Linked DNA regions of Homo sapiens: region 1 is linked to region 2. The links are chromatin loops, found by intact Hi-C in ENCODE. Cell type or tissue: sigmoid colon. All regions are shown on one strand. Each heading gives the region's core, and the rest is flanking DNA. Links, peaks and the distances in the headings are about the cores only. Region 1 overlaps LOC105373456 (a long non-coding RNA gene). Region 2 overlaps LOC105373456 (a long non-coding RNA gene).

Region 1 (5,385 bases), core at 90-5,089, 180 kb before region 2:
GCATTTCTTTCAACCAGAGAGAGAAGACAGATCTTTGTGGGAACAAGATTCAGAAACTCGGGAATACGTTGGAACTAGGCCAAATGCTGAATCCTGAAAGAAAAAGAGAAACTCCAGGCATTGGACGGATGTCCCTGGCTGGAACAATTGAGTTACATATATACATGTGTGTCTATATATACTCACATGTGTTTATGTATATGCACATATATTTATTTAATATTTCATAATTTGTAATGTTCAGACATATAACAGTTACACTCCAGGAGGTGGATTCAAACAAAGTCTTCAGGAATCTGAAAATTTTGCCCAACGATCTTTAAACTCTGTCGTTGGACGTTAAAACTGGAAGAAAACTTAAAAATGAACCCTGGCCTTCCGCTCCTTTTTTGTGGATGAGAAGAATAAAGCCTGGGGAAATGATGCGACTTACTCGGCATCATATGGGGAGAACTACTGGGAGTTTTTCCTAAATTCAGGGCAGAGAAAGTCTTACACTTCTTCTCACTTCATTTCTCTGTGTGAGCCCCTCTGGGTCTTATCACTGAAGGCCCTTGTAGCCTAGCCTGTCTGTGTAAGGGCTTACTCACACAAGATCTCTACTTTCGTGGAAAGGTAGGACAACTGTTCATTTCTGCATGTGTCACAGGAGGAAGCTGGAGTTTAGAGAGGTTAAGTGATGCACCCAAGATCCTCTAAGAAATGGAGGACACTGACTTAAACCAAAGACCATCTGCCTCTCAGTCCATTATAGCCTCTCAAGGGGAAAGAAAACCAATTTTAATAGTGTTAGTAAGCCATGAGTGTGACTGCCTAGGATTCTTGCCAGGTTCCTACTACAGTCCCTGCAATTTGACATCCTTGATTCCTTAGCGTGGTGCAGACATCATCGGCACCCTCTGTGTGCTTTTATTCTTGCTGGTCGCTCTTCAGGGCATCTCCTTTCTTCCCATCCATGCATCCCAGCTTGTAGGCTTCTGGGTTAAGACTTGACAAACCCCTCTTCTTTCTTGGAAGAGAAATTGCTTTGTCTTCAAGATTATTTTAGAAGCTTGTGTGTACCTCTGTTTCAGCAGGTATAAGCTAGGCATGCTGGAATCACCTGCTCCTCTTGACTAAGGTGGGAATGTGTGCAGATCTTCATGCATGCTCTGCATAAGGCCTGGCACATCAAAGGTATTCAATAGACATTTGATGAGCAAATATAACATGAATATTATCCCAGGAATATTAGTTCTTTCGAGTCTAAAAAACACTAACTACATAGTATCCATAGTATCTTGCACAGAGTGAATGTTCCCAGAATGTTTCATCAGCCTTGACCAGCGTCCTCTTTCTTATTGCATTGTCCTCAGCAAGTGACATCTGTCTTCCCAGGTGGCTGTCATCCTGGTCATGTGTCAGTCTGCTCCTCCACTGGCCATAATGACTGAGAACATCAGGGGAAAATATTTTGATGGAAAATGTTTCAAATGAGTATGAATAGAAAAGCATTTCAAGAGGAAATCAAAACAGAGATTGGAAACTCTGGTATCTCCAGAGCTCACCTAAAGGTCCTTTTACGAAGAAAACCCTGAGACCATACTTGATGTGTTTGGCAAGGGTCTGAACAGATAGAGAACCATGACTTTAGGCTATTTCTGTTGGTTTTTGTGATCATGTTCACAAGCAAAGCTATAAATCTTACAACATAGAACAATCTGTGGTTTGAGTGAAAGCTGAAGGCTGGAGGTGGAGAGATCTTTCTTCCAGCTCCACTTAATGGTCCAAGACTCAGCTGCCCTTTGATCTTGGAGTGGAGATTTGGCTTTCAGAGAGAGTACACAGGTGGCAATATGTAAACAAAATAACACCCCAGGGCCTTTGTCAGGCCTTTGGAAAACAAAGTGGAAACATGGTTGGCTCCTAAGCTGACTGGACATTAAATAATGAGTCTGACACATAGTGAAGTCTTCACACCCTCAGCCATTCACATGGACCTATGACAAGTTGATGCACTTCCAAAGGGTTCACTGGCTTTTCCCTTGCCTAACCCCAAACCACGCTTATTTTTGCACACGAAGTTTTAGTAACAAAATAGAAAATGTGCATCTCTGCCCTGGGTTTATCGCTGAGCCCTTCCTGAACATTCTCAAGATCCATCCCAGAGTGAGTTCTATGGGATCAATGTGGGAAGAGATTTAAAAAAAAAAAGTGGTTCTTTCCTTCCTTCCTCCCCTTCCCTTTCCCCTTCCCCTTCCCTCCTTCCTTCCCTCTCTCCCTCCCTCCCTGCTTGCTTGCTTGCTTTCTCTCTCTCTCTTTTTTCTCTGTCTCTCTCTCTTCCTTCCTTCCTTCTTTTTTTCTCTCTTTCCTTTCTTTCCTTTTTCTTAGTAGAAAACAAGAACACAAGAAAGGAGTGGGTTTGGGCACTCTTGAATTATTTCTCCATTTTACCCTCATGGAGGGACTAAAGCTGGTACTGTTTCTTGAGAACCTGTCCTGTCTCTGGCCCCATGCCCACCGACTTTCCTGGAACCTCTACCTGGGTCTCCGAGGGCCTGGCAGCAGCTGAAAGGGAGAGCTCTGTGCAGAGCAAAGGCAGGCTTTATTAAGACATTGGTTCAGATGGGGCCAAGCAGTCAGAGGCAGAGGAGGGACTGTCTCATTCACTCACCTCCGGACCAGAAGCCTCTCTTGTACTCAGGGACTGACTCATTCCTTGTCTCACCCCTGTTCTCTTATGAATTCCTCCAGAGCAAGAAACAGTATTTGTGTATTTTGAGAAGTCAAGGGCCAGTGTTAAATGTTCCTACCTCTGAGAGAAAGCACATTGCCTTCCTCATTGTCGTGCTGGGAAGAAACCCCAGCTCTTCCGTGTGTTCAAGACTCCAACCAGGCCTCCTCGGTGCCAGGTTCTCATCCGCGCCGCACCCCTGAGAACAAGCAGCAAGACTCAGCTGCAGTTAATTTTCATTTGCTGTTTGTATATAAATGCTTTTAGTACTTAAACTAAATTCAGATCAATTAAACTAATGTTGTTTGACATAATATTCCTTGTTCCAAAATCAATATCCCTTCATTTGACAGACTTATTCTTGAATTCAGGATGTTTATTGTTCTTAAAGCTTACCTATAGACCTGGTTTTTGTCTTTAATGATATAAAACAGTTCTTCTTCACATACTGTACGCCAGCATGTAATGGGGCTCAAATTTCTCTGGTAAATATCTTTAATTGTACCATCATGCCTTTTAATCTCAGCAGTACATGACCACTCTTTCTCTGTCTCCATTTGTCTCCTTAGTTTTAAATACATTCCTTTAGTGGTGTCTGTTTAGAAAGAACTGGGGTGAAGGAAAGAGCCAGGCTGAGATTTGCAGTCCGGAGCTCCCTCTTTCCAAAGAGCAGGGCCAACAGAGCTCTCCCAGCCTGGCTATTTAACTATGGCCACTTATTCTTCGCCAGATCCCCAACTCCCCCTCTGACCCAACCCAGTCCTCATAAAGTAACATGCAGCTACTAAAACGCACCATGTTTTCTCACTGGTCTTTCCCCTATGCCCTGCAGCTCTTCTTCACCCTGCTTTTGGCTCTTATAAATCTTTTTCTGTTTTCCCTGGCCTTTGTCCAGAGACAGGCCTTGCTTGGCTTTGGGGAGAGAAGCCTGAGGGTCATTTATCACTTGAACAGTGGGAATGGGGGATTGAGCGGTAGTTTTTTTGCTGTCACCATGGCAAAGGTCTGTGCACAGTTACCTAATTGGAAGAAGCTGGCCCCAGTTCCTATAATTGCCCCACCTTGATAACTGTCCAGCTCAGACTTGCTCACTTCATGATGAAGGAAAGAATCTGTGCAGAGGAAGGACCCTCTCGGCGATAAAACAGGAATGGTTTGCAATGTTTTTCTTTTTTTTTTCCAGGCAAATATATTCTTTAAATTAATAGTTATTGAAACTATAGAAGCTGGCATTTGTGAGAGCTTTAATCAGCCTCTGAAATATACCCGACTTTGCTCTGTGACCAGCCTTCAGACAAGATGAAGCCTCATGAAACCTGAGCTGGGCTTGCTTGTCTGAGTCTTCCTACTGGAAAGGCTCCTGCAGCAAAGTGTGCCCAGACCCTAGAAAGGGAGCTGCTCTGCCCCACTGCGCGCGCGTGCACACACACACACACCCCATGCAGGCACACACACATGCACACATACACATGCCCCACATACACATGCATGCACACACTACACGTGCATACAGATGTACACACATATGCACAGATACATACACACATGCTTTTTTTTCTATAGTATTTTTCAAAGGAGCATAGTTTGAGATCACAGAGATTTGGTTGAACTCAGGAGTCTAATTTTATTGGTGAGGTTCCAGGGGGGAAAGCAAGTGAGAAAATAAATGGTTTATGCTACTGCATTTTGTTTTCTGTCAACCATGGACACAGCTTAACTTTCATTCTGCACAAAAAAATGTGACTTCATTCTCCTGGGGATTGGTATCTCTCTCTATTCTCTTGGGCCTTGTTTCTCTACTCTCACATTTGTTCTTTCTTCTCATTTTCTTTTCTTTCTTTTAATCCCTGTGCTCTCAACTTGTCTGCTGTATCCCATCTGGAATAATATCCTATGTGTTCTGAACATGGATACAATAAATCGTTCATAATTGTACGCTGGATGCAAGGGCACTGATTAATAAACACTGCAGGGAAGAGCTTTCCGATAGTGCCTCTCTTCAGTGAGCCATGTTTCTTCCCATGGGATACCTTTGATCGTTTCTTTGGTGGCTGCACCTGGCTGCATTTTATTTCCATTCCTCCAGATTTGCATTCCCTTTAACTGATTGCCTTGCCCTCATTTGATGAGTCCTGTTTCTGTGGTGATTTATCCTGGTCCTGAGAGGAGGCAGTGCCTTGTCCCATTCTGGAGAGAAATTTCTGAAGGCCCTTTGGCCTCTCCCTCAGCTCCACCCTGAGGAGACTCTCAGCAGAGGCCAGGGTAGGAGGCCCTGGGTCTAGTCAAGGAAGGTAGTGAGGGCACCTGGCTGTTACCGTCATGACCTAGGAAAGATCAGGAAGAGGAAAGCCTGTGCAGAGGTTGGTCTAGAGATGTCCCTCATCTACCACTGCAGGAAGGAGAGCCAGGGCCTGTTGCCATCCTGATACCTCACAGATGGTCAGTGATTGCATCTGTGTAATTCTCAACACTGCACATAAGCAAATATTTAGTGTTTTTAAAATGTTATTTAACCTCCATCATTTCCATGTAAGATAGGAAGGGCTGAGATTGTCGTACCTATTTCACGGATGAGGAAAGTGAACCCCGGAATAGTGACTTTTGCAAGAAAGAAGAATCTGGCCCCAGTTTCCATACTTACCCCACCTTGATAACTGTGCCCAGCTCAGACT
Region 2 (5,385 bases), core at 161-5,160:
GGTTGTTTTTGGTCATTCTTTCTCCCAGGTCGTCCTAGCCCAGTTGATGATTGTTTGCCTGGGACAGGGAACAGACTTGTTTCGGTTTCTTTCTCATGTGGACAGTCCTTTCAAGTTCTGATTTCTAGTGTCAGCTCCATGACTTCTAGCTTGAGCATCTGTGACAAATGGACGAGGATTTGGTGTCTTAGGTTTCTCATCTGTAAAATGGGGGTAATAATAAAACCATCAGGGTATATGATGGTCATATACTTATATCAAATGACATTTCTATCGACACTAGGTCTGTTTTGTACTTTGCTTCTCCCTCATTGCCAAGCTCTTAGATTTGACTTCTTCCATCCCTGCTTCTAGAATGGCCTGTATCAAGTTTCTACTGGCCTGCTCTACCCTATGTTTGTAACTGTTAGAAAATAATTAAGATACTATAATGATGATGATACCTAACAGTTTGGCAATTAATATGTGCCAAAGATGGTACTAAGCATTTTATAGATGTTACTTAATTTAATGCTTATAACCACTATATAAAGTAAATACAATTAGTATACTTATTTGTGTATACAGTTGTCAGCAAACTTCATGTATAAAGGACCAAATAGTAAATATTTGGGGCCTTCAAAGTCCTTGGTCTCTGCCATTATTCAAACCTGCTATTGTAGTATGAAAGCAGACATTGACAATATAAAAAATGAATATTCCAATAAAATTATTTACAAAAAGAGATGGTGGCAGACAGACTTGGCCTATGACCTATAACTTGCCTGCCCTAGAATGTTGCCTTTGATGCAGGAGTGAGAGCTACATCTCAAAATTGTCGTCATGCCTGTAGGCTTACCTAAGGAATGGGATGATTTTTTAGAACGTGCAGCAAATGTTCTTGTTTAACTTTGTCAAATATGTATTGAGTATTCAGGGTGTGCTAAGCACTACCCCAGGTGCTAAGGATACAGAAATAAATTAAGGCACAGTCTCTGTCCTCTAGGCTCAAAGAATCGTGGTAGGAAATTCAGGTAGACAAACATGGAATTCATAAGTACTAAAATATAAATACACAGTCAGTGCCACAAGAAAACAGACAAGTGGCTCCATGAGTTCACAGACATCACAGGGCACCTACTGTGTTCCAGTCACTAAGATGGAACCTGGGGATACAGAATACATGAGGCAGACACAACCCTCACCCTCACTTAACTGGGAGTTTAGTGGGGAAACTCTGTTTAAACAAATAATTTAGCAAATATTTACAAGTGTGCAAAATGCTGAGAAGAAGTGGTAAATACTATGAGAGCATATTGAACATGTGGAATCTGGGAATAGAGAATTTGTCTGGTATGACCGGATTATGAGGTGGTGGAACATGAACTGAAATGTGAATTAGGGCCAGACCAGAGGGTTTTGAACACCAAGTTAAAGAACTTGGGCTTTATTCTGGAGGCACCTGGTAGGCATCAAAGATTATTGAACAGGTGAATGACAAGACTAGTCCTTTTGAAAGAAAACTCTGGCAACCATATGTAGAGTAATTTGAAAGTAGAGAGAAATGAAGTCAACAGACTCAGTCTCACCACAGCCTTAATGGAAAACCATTTAATGAATGCATGAAGATAGCAGAAGAGAAGATGCTGACGGTTGTTTGGCTGTTCAATAATTCCAAAAAGAGAAGTGGGTGCTCCCTATAAAGGCTTTAGTAAACATTTTAATGAGTAGCATATTAATTGTCTGTATTATTTTTGGTATGGTAGTGGGTCATTACTTATCTATAAATAATATTATTTGCCAAAATACACTGAGCTAAACTTTTAATCTTTTAAATATTTCAACATAATACTTGCCGAGTATTGGCCTGTTAATTTTCTTCAAATCTACTTTCTGCAAGTACCATTCAAAACCAAAATGATCGTAAGTCAGTGTAGTTACAGACTACAAGGTAATGGCATCCAAATCATATGAGATTTGCCCTGTGACATGACTATTTGTTATTCTGGGTCAAATACTTTATAAAAAGGATACAAATGGTGTGCTTTCCTGCTCTATCAGACTTAATAATGGAAAAGATTTCTAAAGGTGCTTCTCTAATTCAGTGGCTTCACCATTGATACGATCACTAAAACTCAACCCTTAGAGTAACGTTTGATTCTTTTCTACATTTATTAATAGTTACCAAGTGTAGTTGGTGGCCCATTTAAAATGTTTCTCCCCTTAATCTTTTCTGTTCCGTCGTTACTTCCACCATCTCAAAGGATTCATAAATTTTGTTTCGGGAGCATGTCAGAAAAAAGAGATAGTGAGAGATAATAAGAGTCTTGACGAGGACAGTGGCTTCTGGATAAAAGGCCTTGGCCCAAGCAACGCCAAGGCTGTCATCTGCCTGGTGACACCAAAGTTTCATTGTAAATATATAGCAAAGCAGGAATCCTCTTTGGAAGCCAAAATATCTCACAGGCAGCAAAACAGATGGAAGAGCTGTGAATAATAAAAGGTCTTACAGGACTGAATCCAGGAAAGGGAGGATGCCTGTAGGTGAGGAAAGGGTTACAGGTCCCCCACGGCTCTGTTCAGCCACACATACACGAACAGGGTATACACAAAAACGCCATCCTAACTGACAGGCAGCTGATCATTTCTGCAGCAGACATTGGTCTTAATATCTGCATCCTAATTTATTTGACATCTGCAGAACATCCAAAGACAATATTCAAGTATGGGATGGGCAATCCGGCTGCTTTCTGAGTTCATCAAATATCTCACACTCCTTTTTCAAATGTTTTCAGTTTTGCAAAACTCAAAATGCATTTTGCCAAACATGTTCTCTGTTAATGTTTATTTAGAAGGGAATTTAATCCGTATGCTGCTGGTACATTTACACTTAACTCATCGAAATGTTTTACTAGAGTCATTTGATGTCCAAGAAACCTTTTGAGTCTTTTTTATAAGCCTCTTCAAGCCCATTTTGCTTCGAAACAGGAAGTCGCCTGTTACTAACCATAAATGAATGCACTCCCCAGAGGATTTGGTTTCATTTAAGACACTGAGAGACCACAAGGTCTCAGCCTACCCTGAACTCCACAGAAAAGATTTTTTCCTGAACCTACCGAGAATGAGCCATGCACAGATGAGGTGCTGTTATTATTTTCCAAAACGAAATCCTTTATGAAGAGGCATCTTTCATACAACTCCTGGGAAAGACGGTTACCGAAACAGAGCGCTAAATCATTGGCTTTGCGAGCTGCACCTGGTCAATGTCACTGTCTCCTATGAATCCACTTACCATTCAGAGCTCGTTTGCCAGTATTAATAGAACAAATAAAATGGAATGGGAGATAAAGATACCGACATAGTGATTTCTTGCTTCAGGAAAACCTTCCTGAGTTACAGACCAATACAATGTTCCCAACCACAAGCCAGGGAGCCAAAGCTGATATAAACACAGCATCCAAGCCACAGAACATGACTTGTTTAAGGCTTAATTCTGTGAAGTAAGGCAGGAAACAAGATTTATCCTTCTGGGAAACTTTTGGCATTTGCCTCGGGCTGGGCCTGATTACTCTCTGCCGTCCTCACCATCCATTACAGCTATCTGAAGGACATCAATTTTTTGCCCAAACTAAGGCAAGAGAGAAATGTCTCCATCTGAGTCCTGTAGAAATCTTTGTGTTTGACGTGGCATTAAACAACCAAGAGCGAACTGCCCTGTTGTGTGTTGCTGCGAGGATCATCGTTGCTATCTTAGGCCTTTTGGCTGTGAAGGGGAGTGAAATTAGTTGGGCTAAAGCCATTTTACAAACATAGTAAAAATAAATTACTACACTTATTAATTGAATCTTAAACTTGTCATTATGGCAAACTCTAAATTATTCCAAGAGCCTTCACTGAGACTTGGCAAAAATATTGGGTGCTGGAGGTCAGTTTTCATGTATGAAATCCAGCTTAGGTTATAACTGCACAGGCTACAGAGTAAACGTTCAAAGGATGAATGGGCCATTGAGAAGTAAATCAGACTCCCTGAGACTCTTAAATGAGTGCTGGAAGATTTCAAGCCATCAGTGTGGTGGGCTACCAATAGAATTGAGCTGTTAATAGAAGATAATTTGGGGCTGTTTAATATCAAGTATTTTTCTTTGTCATGTGTGTGTAAGAGTTTGTTTTTCAACGTGTCTTGTGTCTTTATGTCATGTTATTTTAGTTGTTTTAACTGCATGCTGATTGGGCACCGAAAGCTGTGAGTTAGTCCTTGGCCCACATTGTAATTCCTGGGCACAAGGCTGGAGTGTTTACACTGCAGGGGGATGTTCAGACTCTGACCCAACTGGGAGACATTTCGGTTAACATTTGGCTTTACTTACTTGTCCTAAATACTACATTATTAATGGGGTATTAATATTAGATCATTTCATTGGTTCCTTTCTTTTCTCTTTCAAATCATATTTTAAAGGCCACTGTCCTTAGAATAAGGTTTAAACCTCTCTTTAATGTCACTGCCTCAGAATTTGGCATACATAAAACTTCTCAGGACACTCAAGTAAAAGAATTAAAACAACTCAAGCAAAAAAATAAGAAATAAAAGACGAGCAAATATATATCTTTTCAGTGACATTGGAAAAACGAATGAATTCATTCTTCAAATTGCTTATGTAAAAACTTTTATATCCAAATTCTGGTGTCACTGCTAATAGTTCATTAGGCCCCGGGAAGTGACCTGATTACATATAACCCTAATGTAGTGGCCAGAAGTAAATATTTTACAATTATTTTCCATTTTGGTCTTATGAATTATTTTTCAAAACAGGTCTACACAGTCTCAATTGCCTTATTAATTTACGTAAGATCATTTGTGGTTCAAAGCTACCTATATACATATTTATTGATTCAATGCCAGTCTACTCTTGCCAGAATAAGTCATGGAAACATCATGCCTAATGGTAGAAATGGTCTCAACTGGAAGACTATTTTATGAATTTACCAAGTTCATCACAACACACATAACCATGATATCTAAATGGAACAGCTTCAGAAAGCACGTGAGTGTTTTACATCATGGCATAGATGGTATATATTTTACTGCCTGGGTATGAATGGTAAGAAAATGACCCACTTCATTTTAGTGCCATTTTGTTCCCAGAGAAATCATTGTTTGCTTTGGGTGCTACTAGCAATTCAAGCTTGAATGTGTCATTTTGTCCCCATATCTTCTGCTCCTATTGTGTCTTCAGTTTTTGTTAATGGTATCAATGCTGCCATTAACTTTGATGTCTCCCAATTTGAAGGTCAATAAAAGAAATGGTTCCTGTTGCATAGAACATAGAATCCAAAGACACTTTCTAAGTGGCCCCATTCAACATTTGATTTTCTTTAGTGACTAGAATTTCTATTTTATCTCTCACT

Evidence for each region. A loop is a pair of places that touch in the nucleus more often than their neighbours do. Peaks named below come from ENCODE experiments on the same cell type or tissue, not always from the same donor. Only the 100,000 strongest peaks of a DNase experiment are listed, where the experiment ranks them.
Region 1: it touches region 2 in a loop (2.5-fold over the local background); 1 of 110 quality-filtered maps calls a loop at or near these places.

Annotation. Positions count from the first base shown.
Region 1 is chr2:18,788,824-18,794,208 of GRCh38, forward strand. All of the region lies in intron 4 of LOC105373456 (a long non-coding RNA gene), which reads left to right. Among named protein-coding and RNA genes, the nearest start is that of NT5C1B-RDH14, 200 kb to the left of the region's middle. In sigmoid colon, for the core only: no CTCF peak of the experiment used is centred there; DNase peaks (open chromatin) are centred at 2,548, 2,878 and 3,508.
Region 2 is chr2:18,973,345-18,978,729 of GRCh38, forward strand. The region is part of intron 5 of LOC105373456 (a long non-coding RNA gene); the gene reads left to right. Among named protein-coding and RNA genes, the nearest start is that of LINC01376, 51 kb to the right of the region's middle. In sigmoid colon, for the core only: no CTCF peak of the experiment used is centred there; DNase peaks (open chromatin) are centred at 3,237 and 3,567; H3K4me3 peaks cover 594 bases; H3K27ac peaks cover 1,374 bases.